2 separate regions of the Homo sapiens genome follow, and region 2 is linked to region 1. A link is an interaction called in ENCODE POLR2A ChIA-PET data of the cell type or tissue named here. Cell type or tissue: PC-9. All regions are shown on one strand.

Region 1 (8,000 bases):
TAAGAAAAATCCCTCCCTCTGCCCCTCTTAAATATTACCTCCTCAAATAAGGTATGCACACAGCAAAACTCACAAATCAGCTCCACTGGAGCCAGCAGGCTTTGGCGGTTTCTATCTCATTCAGGTTCCAAAGCAGTTATGGCAGCTGCTTAGCTGTCACAGATACAGAGTGTGGCAGCAGCTGCAGGACCTATTGAGCCTATTAAGTGCATATCTTGTCCCTGTCCCCCTTCCCAAGGTTTGCAGGGTCCCTGCAGAGTGGCTTTCTGAGGGAACAGAATCAAGGGAGGGGAGGAAAATGACTGCTGCCCTGAGCCTGGCCACCTTTTTACAAATCTACCAGAGTGCTTGCCCCAGCCCTGGGCCAGGGAATTGGCTTTACTCATGCACAAACTGATGACTTTCTTTAGAATGCTGCAATACTTTATACTTACTTTATTAGGAAAGTCATCTGTATTTTTCATCAAAATATTGTATGACAACTCAGAGAGATAATTAGTTTAGAAGGACAATTAGAGAAAAAAGAAACAGAAGCCCAGAGACTTCAGGGGTTCAGACCTCCAAGCCAGCAATCCATTTATCAGACTGAAGACATAGAAAAGAACTGGAAATCCAATTTGATGAGGCCTCAAAACACAGAGGATACTTTTAAATGCAACGAGTATGAATATGTAGCAGTAGTTCAGCCAAGCCAATACTATCCTGCAGTGAAAGACCTACATTTACTAATTATCCTCTTGGGGAAAACATTTAGATAAGCAATAAAGATTTCTTACCTTCTAAGTAAACAACAAAGCTTTCCTCAGTTTTTATTATTATTATTATTAGGTAGAGGATTAGGCTGTAGGATGAATTGATACAAAGCGTTCATGCAGAATGGCTACTGAGACGTTTAGAAACCATGATCGAGACAAATGAGGGATCATTTATTTGGACAAACTGAGAACTTTTACTAATCTAACAGCCAGATATTGTAGTCATGGTCTCTGAGGAGAAATGCAAACTGAATGCTCTCATTTGAATCTTAGAATGCTTTAGAATCCTGGTTTCACATGTCTTCTAGATTAGATGTTAGGCCCTTTGACAAACTTTAATCCTTTTCATTGCGGAAAGGACTTTTTAAAAGATTTAAACTTTAGCCGGGCGTGGTGGCTCACACCTGTAATCCCAGCACTTTGGGAGGCCAAGGCAGGTGGATCATGAGGTCAGGAGTTCGAGACCAGCCTGGCCAATATGGTGAAACCCCGTCTCTACTAAAAATGCAAAAACATTAGCCAGACATGGTGGTAGGCGCCTGTAATCACAGCTACTCTGGAGGCTGAGGCAGGAGAAATGCTTAAACCAGGGGGACAGAGGTTTCAGTGAGCCGAGATCGCACCACTGCACTCCAGCCTGGGCAACAGAGCAAGACTCCAACTCGGAAAAAACAAAACAAAACAAAAACATTTAAACTTTAAGGAATTTCAATAAGTAACTGCAGATTTGAGAAATTAGTTTACCGAAATCACTCAAAATGTGTTATTTTGTTGAGAAAGAATTCTGGAATTCCCAAATGCATTACACTATTGTACCACTATGCCACTATGTCCTTTTAACAGGTGCTTCTTCAAGAAGGGCATTTTATTATGCCAACTTCACAGCTGTTGACCATCAATCCAACCTTTATTTGATTAAGCTCAGTATATAGTACATCACTGGAAACCAGTCATTTAGTTAATTGGCCATATAAACGAACAGTTTTGCCATTCATTGTTAATTACAGGATAATATATGACATATTAGTGTGTAGTCACTGAACTCTGTGCCAAAACAGTAATACATTTGCTACCATAATGGCTCATTCGGCACTCTAAGGTTAAAATGCAATCTACTCTATAAGCAAGTGCCACATTAAACTGATTGACCAGAGATCGCAAGTGACCATGAGAACTTCACCCAGAAAAAATTTTTAATGCTTTATATGCCTATTCTATGGCATGATTTGTGTCACATACTAGACAAAGATGATTTGTTTTCATTGTTCTGAATGTATGTGAGATCTGTAATAACATCCTTTCATCACAGATGAGAAAATATTAACTAACCTGCCCAAAATCATGTACTACAAATAACAGGACCAGGTATTAAATGAGATGATATATTTGACTTAAATACCTCCATCTATGCACAGCCAATAGATTATTCTTACATTTTTGTGTGACCATAAAGGTTTATATTACTAAATGTTGATTATGATGTATGATTATTAATTTGGAGATATTTGCATTATCCCAACACTTTTCAGATTTTCAGACTATGCATGTCAGTCATCATTTCTTTTCCTAAAATCCTGGACAAAATGATAGCTTTAATACCGCCTCACAAAATAATTGGATTTTCACCAAACTGGGGGCCAAGCTTCTCAAGAAGCTCCTTCTCCCTTGTCCTCTGCCTCTCTTTACTCCTCCTCCCTCATTCTCTCTCCCTTCCACCCCTTCATCTGGAAAAATCTCCCTTTAGTCACTTTGGTATCTAATTTCTTGGCACTCCAGTGACCTCTGCCTCCTATATCTGCTTTGTCCTCTGATCCTTCTCCTGGCATCCGCCTTGGTGGCCAGCAGTTCTTACTGGACAAAAACATCAAACCCTAAGAGCCTGAAGTAGTTACTTAAGCAAATAGGACAAGCAACTGAACTGAGTTTTTCTTCTGGGAAAGCTTTCTTCACACAGGTACAGAAATAGGCTAAAGGTCAGGAAGTAGGGTGAGATATTTTAGGAGTCATTTGGGGTTTCCAGAATGAGATAAAGATTTTAACACTGAACCCTAAATATTTTCTTTCTTAACATCCAAAGTATGTTCAAACAGAAAAAAGATTAGATTCTATTTATTATGTAAATTACAAACATTAGGACACATTTCTCTTAATATCTTCTTCCACGTATGCAATCCAACTGATATGGTTTTAAAAAAAATCTTAAACCCACATTCCAAACAAATAAGAAATAGGGTATAAGTAATCAAGTAATTATGAAACTCTAAGAATCAGCCACTGAAACTGTAAAAAAAAAAAATAAAGCTGACCTATTACAATACTAAAGTAATACAAAGTTTAATGTACCTTTTTGCACATAGCAGGCCTCAGTAAAAAGCTGTTAAATAAATACTTTTTAAAAATGGAAAACACACCAGAATCATAATGGACATATTGGCAATGTCCTTCTCAATAAAAACTAAAGAAATGATCTAGATTTGATGTTCCTAAAAGGTAAAATAGGAGCAGGATTTAGCTGTAGTTTTCTAGCAATGCCCTTTTTAAGTAATACAGCCTCAGGGCAATCCCTTAATTAATATTTTCCGCTGTTTGAAGTAGGTATTTTTATCTCCATCTTATAAATGAATGAAATGGACCTGAGCATGATTAAATAACTTGCCCAAGGTCACACAGCTAGTAAGCTTCCACACTAGTACTTAATTCCAGTATGTTCCTCCTGAAAGCCCACACTCATTCTCCATCACCACCCTGTGAATTGGTTTAAAAAAAATAAGGGTCACTATGATGGTCCTTGTGGCAGAACCACACTACAGAGAGAGGCTACACCAGAAAGAGGAAGGCCTCTAGCTTTTTAAAATTCTAATCAAGAACAGAGATTTACTCTCCTTGGACAATCTTTAACAGAGGCTTATATCCTTCATTAAAACCTTAGAAGCCCTGTGATATCATGTTGCTAAGAAGAGGCTGCTTTCAGCTAAAGGGGAAAAAGAGTGTAGGGGAGGGGCTTCTCAGTGAGTCACACATACCCGGAAGTGAGTGGTTTTCTGAAATTCTCGTCTCAGGAAACCACCGACACTCTTAGCAAGGAAGCTGAACCTCCTGGGTTTTGCCAACACATTTTTCCATAGTTTGGTAAAGAAAGAAACCTCAAAAGTATGTCATTTCCCCCTATTTTCTCTTTGAAACTAAATTTTACCGGTCCCTTCTTCACCCCCTTAACAGTGACGTTTTTGAGCCACAGCGAAATCCATTTTTTGTCCCTTTCTCTTACTTTTGAATTATCTTACTTGTAAAGTGCCAATTCAGAGCATCTTTACCCTGGCTTATTGTTTTTTCCAGTTCTACATGTGGTTTTACTTCTTTATAAAGTCAAGTAAGAGGGTACTTTAGGACTGAGGTTTCCATCCAAGTACTCCGGTTTTCTCTCCAGATATGAAGTAAGTTTTCAGTAATCCATTCATGATCCCCAGGCTAGTGACTAATGCTTATGACTAATAGCACCATGATGACTGTTAAGACCGAAACTCAAAACTTGCTTCCGGAACAAAAGAGAAAATGCCTTTGGTCATTTTCATCAGAACTCTTTGTCTCCTTCTGATTCTTGGCCCAGGGATCCAAGGATTGTTGTAAATAAGTAGCATGAGGTTCTCAATTAGCAGTGTGTGAGTTCTCTCTCATAAGCAAATTAGGAAAATTAATGAAACAGCCACTAAGGAAAATCATTGCAAGGAACAATTAGCAGGGTGTCCTTGCCTGCCTCTTCTATTCAAAAGCCATCAGCTACATTCTTTATAAAAGGTGCTTTAAGTGTTTGCTGTTGATTCCTGCAATCTAAGCTCTCAGGAGCATGGTTTGTTCCCTAGCAAGAAGATAATAGCCAGCACAACCCAAGGAAGACCCCATGCTTTGCTAAACCTGCCAACCCTTATACGGTTAGACATTACTGCACACTGCAGAAGCCTCAGTTCTCACAGGCTCATGTGTTGGGCTGCACAGCGCTGTTGTCAGCTCTACAAGAGGCTAATGTTGCAGTGCGCCATGACCTGGTTTCAGTAAACTTTCAGGAAGAGTGAACGAGGGAGTCATGGAACGAGATCCTGAGAACAGCGTTTGCTTAGTGTAGAATTCCTAAGCATCCAATTTTGGCTCCCTTAAAAGCTATGGTTGAGAGGGGTGAAGGGTGGCAGGAAAGAATTTGATTTCCAACTGTATTGAATCAGATGTGACTTATACTTGTTTATTTTTAATATTTTATCAGCATCTTTACAGTTCAAGTGGATGAAAACAGAAGATACATGCAAAACCTGACAGTTGAACAGCCTATCGAAGTTAAAAAGCTTTTCGTTGGGGGTGCTCCACCTGAATTTCAACCTTCCCCACTCAGAAATATTCCTCCTTTTGAAGGCTGCATATGGAATCTTGTTATTAACTCTGTGTAAGTGGATCTCCTCATTACTACTACTAATTTTTTATTTTTATTTCTTGCTATTAGGGGTCCCAATGCATCTACATTGTCTACAGCTATGCAGGGGAGGAGGGAAACAATGAGGATCTTCAACTTAGACTGAGAAAAGCACACTAATGGACTTAAAAAGGCATGCGGGGATTGGGCTTAATTGTAAGGAAGCAAAAAAACGAAAATAAAAAAATCTTATTTATTACATTCTATTAGCCCCATGGACTTTGCAAGGCCTGTGTCCTTCAAAAATGCTGACATTGGTCGCTGTGCCCATCAGAAACTCCGTGAAGATGAAGATGGAGCAGCTCCAGCTGAAATAGTTATCCAGCCTGAGCCAGTTCCCACCCCAGCCTTTCCTACGCCCACCCCAGTTCTGACACATGTAAGTGTTTATATTATCCCCATTGCTTTCTAATTTTTACCCAGTATTCTGAGTCATTTCAGAAGGAAGATTATTCAGGATATCTAGTACACTCTGATATTAGAATTGAAAGAAATATAACCTATCTAAACCTATTCTTACATCTTCATTGAATGACTTACCTATATTTCCATCTTCAATTTTGTTTACAAAACAGTACATTTTCAGTTGAAATGTTGGAAAACACAGAAATATCCAGAATCATGAATAAAAGACACTTATAATACCATGACAGAGGCAACCATGTTGGTTTCCAGGCCCTTTTATCTGCATAGTAGATGTCCTACCTTGTATACAATTTGGTGTCCTGTTTTTAGAAACTAGTAATACACCACTAAAACTGTTTCTAGGCCAGGCGCGGTGGCTCACGCCTGTAATCCTAGCACTTTGGGAGGCCAAGGCAGGCAGATTGCCTGAGCTCAGGAGTTCGAGACCAGCCTGGGCAACCACGGTGAAACCCCGTCTCTTCTAAAATACAAAAAAATAGCCTGGCATGGCGGTGTGCACCTGTAGTCCCAGCTACTCAGTAGGCTGAGGCAGGAGAATCGCTTGAACCCAGGAGGCGGAGGTTGCAGTGAGCCGAGATCACGCCACTGTACTCCAGCCTGGGCAACAGAGCGAGACTCCATCTCCAAAAAATAAAAATAAATAAATAAATAAAAACTGTATCTAAACATCATATAAATGTGTATGTCTAATATGATTTTATGTTAAGTATATATACACACAGAGACACACAACTATTTTATAGTATTGGAGGTCATATAGCCTTGATTAGAGCATGGGCTCAAGTCAGACTGCTGGTATTCAAATCCCAGCACTGTAACCGACCATCTGTGTGAATTTGGGAAAGCTACCTGTCCAATCTATTTCTCAGTTTCCCATCCAAGTACTAACCGGGCCCAACCCTGCTTAGCTTTTGAGATCAGAAAAGATCGGATGCTTTCAGGGTGATTTGGCCATAGACTATTTCTGTTTCCTCATCTGTCAAATGAGGATATTAACAGCACAGACATCAAAGACTTTGTATCAGAGTTTTAAAAGATAATGTTTGTTCAATGACTCACATATACTGAACGTTTAATAAATGGCATAAGTACTATGTAGTAATGATAATAATGAGTACTTTCACCAGCCCAGGGCTAAACAATTTTCATTCAATATTATATGTAATTCTCATAACGGCTCTGTAAAATATAGTCTTTCTACTTTTAGTCGAGTTAATAAGAATTAGCTATCTTAAGCAACCAACCCACTCACACCACTAGTAAAAGGCAGAGTAAGAATTTTATTCTAGCGAGTCAGACTCCAAAGTCTGACTCCTTATCTCTGGAACACTCTGCCTTTCCAATTTATTCTACTTTTAATAGACCATGGTAGGCTATTGAGAGTGTTTCCAGTTTTTCACTATTAGAAACTATACTCTGATGAGCTCCTCTATGCATCAAGCTTTTTCATTATTTCCAGTTATTCTTAAAATAGATAAGTAGTTAGGAAATTATAAGGCCAAAAGATGAATATGTCTAAGGTTTTCAATACACATACCTGAATTGTTTCTTCCACAGGCTATGCCAATTTACATTCTTATCACCAATACAACAAAGATGGTCACAGTCACTACACTCTTTACAGCTCATGTGTTGTGGTTATATTCCATACCAGTAATGGGTGGGCAATGTTGTCTTGAGTGCAGATCTTGAAAACTCTTGAATATCTCATTCTCTTCCTTAGTGTCCACGATGGAATTGGTTGAGCAATGTGCTCCTTGCACTAGAAATAGTTATTCAATGAGAGGCCAGATAACCATCATTCAAGAAAACTGGTTATTTACTCCAAGCATCCTTTCATCCTTTGTAAAATAGAGATATTTCATCTATCTTGCCTACAACATAGAGTTATGAAAAATCAAATGGGATAATGTATGCGGAAGTTATCTGAAAACTGGAAAAAGCATACCCACATAGACACTCTGAGGAATCCCTGCATTTAGTGAATAACTACTATGTGTCCAGTACTCTGCCAGGCATTTCATATCTGTTATTTCATTTTATTCCCACCCTATTGTTTTATTTACATTTATTTATATTGCCAGAAGTATTATATTTCACAAAGGAAAATACCTAAGATCACACAGCTAGCAAGTGGAAAGCTGTCAGTCATGGGGGGTTAGTTCCAGGAGTTGATTTCATCCTAAAGCATTCCTGAGATCTGCCACATGGATTTCAGAATGTTTCCTCAGCTCTTTCATAATTCAGCCACAGGTTAGATCTTTGCTTAGCAAAGGTAAGGTTAATGATCCTCCTCTTCACCCTCATATACCTGAAAATCATGTGTTTCTCAGACTCATAAACATGTTTTCAGTTGAAGA
Region 2 (8,000 bases), 90 kb before region 1:
TCATATCCAAACAATAATTGAGCAATTATACTTATGCCATACTTTTTGTAGAATAATTCTCCCTATACATAGGCCTTCTTTCTGTTTCTTAAATACTCTAAGTTTCCTATCTTAGGTATTTTATATGCTACATCATTTTCTATCTGTGCCTCTCTTTGTTTTTATTGTACTCATCTAATCTTTCTTTAAGAATATATTATACATTAATTTACTCATTCATTTTATCTCTCCTCCACACAAGCCATGAGGAACATGTGTTCTTCCTCACATCCCCCAATCCTAGAACAGTATCTAGCAAAGGCAAAACAGATTGTTTTCCGTGAATAAATAAAGTGCCATAGAACAAACCCAGATACTCTATACTTTTGTCAATATTTGTGAGCTCCAAATTTCCATCTTTTCTCGGTTCAAAGCTAGAACCCATCAGTATCTAATCTGAAAACAAGACACCTCTAAAATTTATTTAACCTCATCCCAGCACTCTGGGAGGCTGAGGCAGGAGGATCATGAGGTCAGGAGATCGAGACCATCCTGGCTAACATGGTGAAACCCCATCTCTACTGAAAATGAAAATTAAAAAAAAATACAAAAATAAAAAAAATTAGCCAGGCGTGGTGGCAGGCACCTGCAGTCCCTACTCGGGAGGCTGAGGCAGGAGAATGGTGTGAACCTGGGAGGCAGAGCTTGCAGTGAGCCAAGATTGCTCCACTGCACTCCAGCCTGGGCGACAGAGTGAGACTCCGTCTCAGAAAAAAAAAAAAAAAAAAAAAAAAATTATTTAACCTCTTGATCATCATTTCTGATTGAGTATGCTAAGAAGCACATTTTGATCTTTGCTTTTACAAAAGATTCTAACTCACTACTTTATTGAAATCAAAATATATATAGCTCTTCAATTAACACACGTGTGGAAATATCTTCCCTGTTTCCAGTGGCACAGCATTTTAAATTACCTTGATCCATTAATTCAAACAAGCCATGTTGTAAAAGATTCTTGTGTTTCTGTACATGCTATACTTTAAGTCAGCTCATACAAAAGCTAAGGGCTAAAATTGGCAGTTGTGTAAAAGAATGTTAGACCCTTGGAAGATAAGATATGACTTGTAATCAGGGAGATTGTAATCAGGGACATTGGGACTCTTCCCACATTTGTTGTCTGTGAAGAGTGAATGACATATCAAAACTTCCCCTGAATTAGTGATGGGAGTAGCTGAATGAGCCAAGTGTCAGCAGCACAAGTCCCAGGAATGGACTTCATTTTCTTTTTTCTTTCTTTTCTTTTCTTTTTTTTTTTTTTTTTTTTGAGACAGAGTTTCGCTCTTGTCACCCAGGCTGGATTGCAATGGTGCAATCTTGGCTCACTTTAACCTCCACCTCTCAGGTCAAGTGATTCTCCTGCCTCAGCCTCCCAAGTAGCTGAGATTACAGGCATGCACCACCACACCCAGCTAATTTTGTATTTTTAGTAGAGACGAGGTTTCACCATGTTGGCCAGGCTGGTCTCGGACTCCTGACCTCAGGTGATCCACCTGCCTTGGCCTCCCAAAGTGCTGGGATAACAGGCATGAGCCACCGTGCCTGACCCATTTTTATTTATTTATTAAAAAATATTTATTGAGGAAACTCATCTACATACTAGAGATAGTGATATATAAAACTGTCTTTATGGAATTTGTGTTACAGTGCAGGAGACAGTCACTAAGTCAATAAATAAGCATAAGCTACGACCATAAAGTCTGGATGCACGGGCTGATAAACATAAGTTGTTTACTGATATGTAATAAATGGTATGTTGCATGATATTGCATAATAGATTCAATGTGTTGTCCTTCATTAACAATGTGTAGTTCAACAGGCTGTGCCTTTCTGCTAGTCCCTGTACATGTATCTGTGATGCATTGGTATTTCTGATTTTTATTACCTAATCTTTGTTTTTAGCAACTCCCGGCAAAAGTAATCAAGACGAATCAATCTATATAAAAAAGAAAATAATATTGTCTATGTTTCTACCACTCTGTAGAATATAATTCAGATAAATGGGTTCTAAGAAGAACAAAATAAGGTAATTATAATAGTTAAAATTACAGTGTTACTGGGTGCCAGGCAGTGTTCTAAGCTAATTCTTCTCCAATTTTACAATGTCTATCAATCATGTGGGGTTCTTGTTAAAGTGCAGATTCTGAGTCAGTAGTTCCCAGGAATGGATTGAGATTATGCATTTCTAATGAGCTTCCAGGTGACGCTGATGCTGCTGGTGAATGGGCTGCACATTGAGTAGGGAGGGACTAAACATTTTGTATGAAGGTAAATTACTTCCTTAAGGTTTCATAGCTTGGGAGTGAGCAGAGCTGTGATCCCAAACCAGAAGGGCTGTCACTTGGATGTAGCTTTTAATCACTGTGCCCTAGTACATAGAGAATGATTGAGACAAGGATAGGTGCTATTTTAGATAGGTAATCAGAGGAGTGGCTATTACCAGAATGGAGGGAGGACACAAGCCAAAGAGTAGGAAGAGCACATAGTGGGAATATCTGCAAGTGCAAAGGCTTAGAGGCAGGAACTAGTTGTATGTACCTGGCAACATACTGAATTGGTCGGTGAAGGGAAGGAAAGAAGGGTATGAAATTAGCACTAGCTCAGTGCAAATTTTAAAACTGTGATTTCTATAATAGAAGAGATAGTATTTTCGTAGTCAAGGACCCAGGATCTATCATTAAGTAGACAGGGGTTTAAATCTTAATCACACTGTACTATGTGACCTTAAAGGAATCATTTAATATCTTAGTTCATCTGAGCTGCTATAGCAAGAGACCAAAAACTGAGTGGCTTATATGCAATCAAAACTTATTTCTTATGGTTCTGGAGGCTGGGAAATCCATGATCAAAGTATTGGCAGATTTGGTGTCTGATGAGGGACCACTTTCTGGTTCATAGACACCGTTTTCACTGTGTCCTCACATGGTAAAAGGATGAACAAGCTCCTTCAGGTCTTTTTTATAAGGGCAGTAATCCCGTTTATGAAGTCTCTGCTTCATGACCTGGTCACCTCCAAAGGCCCCACTTCCTAATCCTATCACCTTGAGGATTAGGATTTCAACATATGAATTTTCAGGGGACACAGACATTCAGGCCACTGCCCTTTACTTATTCAATTTCCCACTTATGTAAAAAGTGATCAACATGGGATCCAAAGATTGGAATAACAAAATGCTTACAAACTGTCTGGCACATATTGAGATCTAAATGAATTAGCATTATTGTCTATAGAAAAAAACTATAAGTGGTCAAAGCTTAAAATTATAATTGATGCAGTTAAATCTGTAGGTAGAATGGTGATTTCAGGAATAGGAATGAATCAGAAGTATAAAGAATAAAATAAGTAAAAAATAGACCCCAAATGGAGAAATAGCAATATTTGTCTCTCACTGATTTTACTCTTCTAGGCCAGGATTGAGTTTCATGTACTTTTGAGACAAGCTATATGTTCCAAAGAAAAATTATAATCTATTCTCTCATGAAACAGTCCATTAGGTTGATTCTTCCATGTGATGGTTTCTCTATTTCTTAAAAAGTATTTTCCCTAAGTTTCCTTAAAAATCTCACTTCAAATTTCACAGAACTCCCATTGAATACATCTGCTTATGTTTATGCTCACAAAGTACTCATTTGTATATAGATTCTAGAATTCAATATGTAGTACCAATATAACTATTCAGCACTTATATTTTAGTTAGAAATGGATGCTCCATCTTTCTTTAAAAGTAGTTTTAATTCCTTAACTAGTATCGCATAACTTTTCTTCGCTTGGATGACTTTCTCACAATGAGAAGAAGAAATAACCTGTACAAGCCTCTACATAGAAGAACTCTTCAAGGACTGGCTAAGTAGTTTATATTTTTCTCATCTAGCCACATTTCAACATGATGTACCTTTTTTGCTAAGCTTTTATTCAAACAGCTCAGGAAAGTCAGGAATACAAGGGGTAGGATTTTATGAAAATGCAATTTTGATGTCTTGTTCATAATGGTCTACAGAAAAAGAAGGAGGCTGTTGAAAGCGGCAAACGACAAATTGAGAACACTTTAAAAGAGGGCAATGACATACTCGATGAAGCCAACCGTCTTGCAGATGAAATCAACTCCATCATAGACGTGAGTATTGGGTAAAACTCAAAAGAGAGATGATAATGAATAAATGGGAGCCGATGAGAAAGCTCAGTAATAGAAGCAAATACTAGTACTTGTTTTCTTGTGGAGATAAAATTATTTTTGCATTATTCTACTGTGACCATGCCTATCTATTGGTGACAACTGGAATATCACTTTGTTCTCCCAATGGACATGAGTGTTTGTGTAAGTGTACTCACACATTCACACATATCTGTTTTTGTCCACAGCGATGAAGGACATTTCTTGTTCCTAGAGCAGCACTTACAATCTGCTTCAATATTTATATAACATTAGTTAAAAGACAAATGTAAATTTACAAACAGGCTTTTAACATGTAATGTCTAATGCATTACATAGAGTGATATGTGGTCATAGAAATGCAAATGGCCTAAGAGATCCTAATGACATGTATACCTATGAAGTGGCATTGTTTAAATAGATAGGCTTTTCTTGGTCTAAGTTGGTTTCTTAAATTTCCTAGTCTATTCCATTAAATAATGACTTTAATTCTCTATTCTTTTTGCTATGTTAGTAAGTTTGAAGTTTCATTTTAAAACTAAACATGTGGGCCAGGCACGGTGGCTCATGCCTGTAATCCCAGCACTTTGGGAGGCCGAGGTGGGCAGACTGCCTGAGCTCGGGAGTTCAAAACCAGCCTGGGCAACATGGCGAAACCCCGTCTCTATTAAATATTCAAAAAATTAGCTGGGTGTGGTGGTGGGCACCTGTAATCCCAGCTACTCAGGAGGCTGAGGCAGGAGAATTGCTTGAACCAGGGAGGCAGAGGTTGCAGTGAGCTGAGATCGCACCACTGCATTCCAGCCTGGGTGACAGAGCAAGACTCTGTCTCAAAAAAAAAAAAAAAAAAACTAAACTAAACGTGTAGTTATGTCTCATAGAGAAATTAGTAAAAGAGAGGAGGCTTGAATTCACTTGCTTAAAATGCCCTCTTCTCTACATATCAGTATGTTGAAGACATCCAAACTAAATTGCCACCTATGTCTGAGGAGCTTAATGATAAAATAGATGACCTCTCCCAAGAAATAAAGGACAGGAAGCTTGCTGAGAAGGTGTCCCAGGCTGAGAGCCACGCAGCTCAGTTGAATGACTCATCTGCTGTCCTTGATGGGTATGTCATTTGTTTTTGGAAATGTTTGTGTATTTTGATGCTTGTCCAAAGGTTTTGACTAGCATAAATAGTAGAGAATCATTTTCAAATCCTGATTTCTGTTAATTATGAACACACTAGCTATATGGCCTTTCTGTGGATAGGCTTAATTAGGAGGGTCTGGGCAAAGCTTTGCTACAGCAGCATCAAAAGTCTGATTTACAAGTAGACTCAAATATGGCTTAGTAGGAAGTGAACATAGCCCTAGGCTACACTTAGAAAAAATTATTTTCTGTTCTTTATTAAAAAGCACAGTGGTTGCCTTATTAGCATTTTAAATAACATATATGAAAATACATTCTGTTTCAAATTTCAGTTTCATGTTTCTAATGGAATCAAAACAATTTATTGTTAAAAGGATGGCTTTTGAAAATTTGGCCCCATACGTAGTCTTTAAGTCTTTTTTATTTTTCCTCTTTTAAGCTCCAGGGAGACATTACATTTTCTCCTGTAAAATAGCAGCTTATTCTAGCTGGGATTATTACAAAGGTCATAGGAGGGAGAGTAAAGAGGGAAGTATACATTTGACTTACAAACAGCCTTCTGTGTATAACTGATATGCTTTTCCTACAATTTTGGGATTGTCGTAATTTAATAGCGGTGCTATTAGCCCCAAGAATAATTTGCCCAGATAAATCTACATCACATGCAAAGCTTTGTTCTCATACTTAATACTTACTGTTATAAAGAAAAAATGCTAATGTTTGAAGACCTTGGACAATATATGAACTATCATTTTATTTTATGTCAAACTTTTGCCACTTTATAATGAAGGGTGGGTGGCAGATGAAACACAAAGCTAGGTATCATCAGATCCAGGCTCTAAGTCCTTACTTGGGGACATATTGGTCATTTGGCCTGAAACAGGCCATTTAACCTTCTGAAATTCACTTGGTCTCTTCTGGGAAGTGCACCTACCCCAGAAAGATTTTGTGAAATTAATTCCAGTAATGTAGTACAAGTGCTCTGAATCTCACAGCATGCTTCACAAATAAGGTGAAGAATTGTCTCATATCACACACCTGCTAGAGCACCTGGTTGCAGAGACTTTTGGAGGATGCTATGGGTATTTAAGATATGTTGGTAGTATTTCATAGCTGAATTATTAGAAATATAAGTTTAGGTTATAGAAAACTATAGGACAATATAATAAGTAGATACTTCACTATTATTTGGAATTGTCATAGATATATTGGCCATGATCATTTGGAAGCCAGATTTCATATAATTAGGACGTTCTTCATTTGAGTACCATTGAGTGCCCTGACATTCCTTTTTTGAATCATCCCACCAGAATCCTTGATGAGGCTAAAAACATCTCCTTCAATGCCACTGCAGCCTTCAAAGCTTACAGCAATATTAAGGACTATATTGATGAAGCTGAGAAAGTTGCCAAAGAAGCCAAAGATCTTGCACATGAAGCTACAAAACTGGTAAGAAACAAATGGCACATGTGCTGGGAATGGAAGTCAACCTTTTTGAATTTTTCAAATGTAAGTCAGTCTGGAAAATCCCAGTAAATTGGTATATTTGTTTTGGGTTATTTTTGAAGACCTCTTTTAAAATTTGCCTAAAATAAATTCTCGGTATGCTATAATTATAGCAGAACTCTTTTCTCAGTCACCCACTACCACTGTTAGGGTCTTAAAATTATCTCAGAAACCAAGCAAGTTTGTGCTACCAACTCACAAAATAAAACAGGCAAAGACAACACTCTGGATAGGGAATTTTATCACCATTATCTCAAATGGCATTAGTAAAAAAGAAAAAAAAGTAACCATTGTATATAATCACACACAAATTGGTTACATATGAAGTTTGGCTATAAAATTCACTTTTTAATAAAAACATACTGGATCATATGCTTCTAAACAATTTATACCATGTTTATGAATTAATGAATTTTTATGAATTTTTGAATTAAAAAGCTCTTAACCTTTGGCTACAATCATTGTTCGTAATACATTTGGAACAAGTATTTTAGAGTTTGGGCATTCCAAGTTCTATCACATTATTTGAATGCCTTCAATGGTGACAAATCTTTATGCTTTAGATGTAAAGCAACATTTTGTACATGAGTTGTGTGATAGTAAGTTGGTAGTACTATTTCAGGTTAAAAAAATCTCATAGGAATCATCCTGAATAAAATGTTCAGAACCATCATTTATTTATTTTGTTTCACATAGAACCTACCAAACACATGAGAATTTTTTGGGGGAGAAATCTGATTGGACATTTGACTGTGAGTGAAATACACATAAGCAGTGGTGTTAAAGAAACTGATCAATATTTTCTTTGCTTCAGTGTTGGGCAAAAATACTTTCTAGGATTTAGGGGATATTAGAGATATCCCCTAAATGAACCAGTCTTAGCAGGTTCATTTTGTGATCATAATGAAACATCATATTCTATGAGCAATTTGTACTGTTTTTGGTTTCTCTTGAGTGAGCCCTACTAATGCCATATGTTCTGTTGACTTCTTATTCAAAATAGTGGCATGATCATTGCAGAAGCATTTCTATGTTCAGTTATCCTTTCAGAATGAATCTACTTTTCAAATCTAAACTAAATTTTAATCCATCTTCTGTTAGATAATTTTCTATTTTAAAGACCCTAATTTCAAGTTCACCATTTTCATTTCACCTGTTTTATTGTATGATTAT

The links. ChIA-PET counts read pairs that join two places held together with the same protein. Peaks named below come from ENCODE experiments on the same cell type or tissue, not always from the same donor. Only the 100,000 strongest peaks of a DNase experiment are listed, where the experiment ranks them.
Region 2: POLR2A ChIA-PET joins it to region 1 with 17 read pairs; 2 of 35 experiments call an interaction of 5 or more read pairs at or near these places.

What each region holds. Positions count from the first base shown.
Region 1 is chr6:129,486,891-129,494,890 of GRCh38, forward strand. LAMA2 (laminin subunit alpha 2) reads left to right here. Exons shown (of 65, transcript NM_000426.4): 57 at 5,011-5,187; 58 at 5,425-5,593. It overlaps LOC102723409 (a long non-coding RNA gene), which reads right to left. Exons shown (of 8, transcript XR_001743860.2): 8 at 5,592-7,402. Among named protein-coding and RNA genes, the nearest start is that of ARHGAP18, 220 kb to the right of the region's middle. RefSeq lists an enhancer at 3,682-4,881. In PC-9, no CTCF peak of the experiment used is centred here; DNase peaks (open chromatin) are centred at 3,791, 4,261 and 6,641; H3K4me3 peaks cover 1,282 bases; H3K27ac peaks cover 4,400 bases.
Region 2 is chr6:129,397,190-129,405,189 of GRCh38, forward strand. LAMA2 (laminin subunit alpha 2) reads left to right here. Exons shown (of 65, transcript NM_000426.4): 38 at 4,035-4,151; 39 at 5,135-5,298; 40 at 6,632-6,770. Among named protein-coding and RNA genes, the nearest start is that of ARHGAP18, 310 kb to the right of the region's middle. In PC-9, no CTCF peak of the experiment used is centred here; no DNase peak of the experiment used is centred here.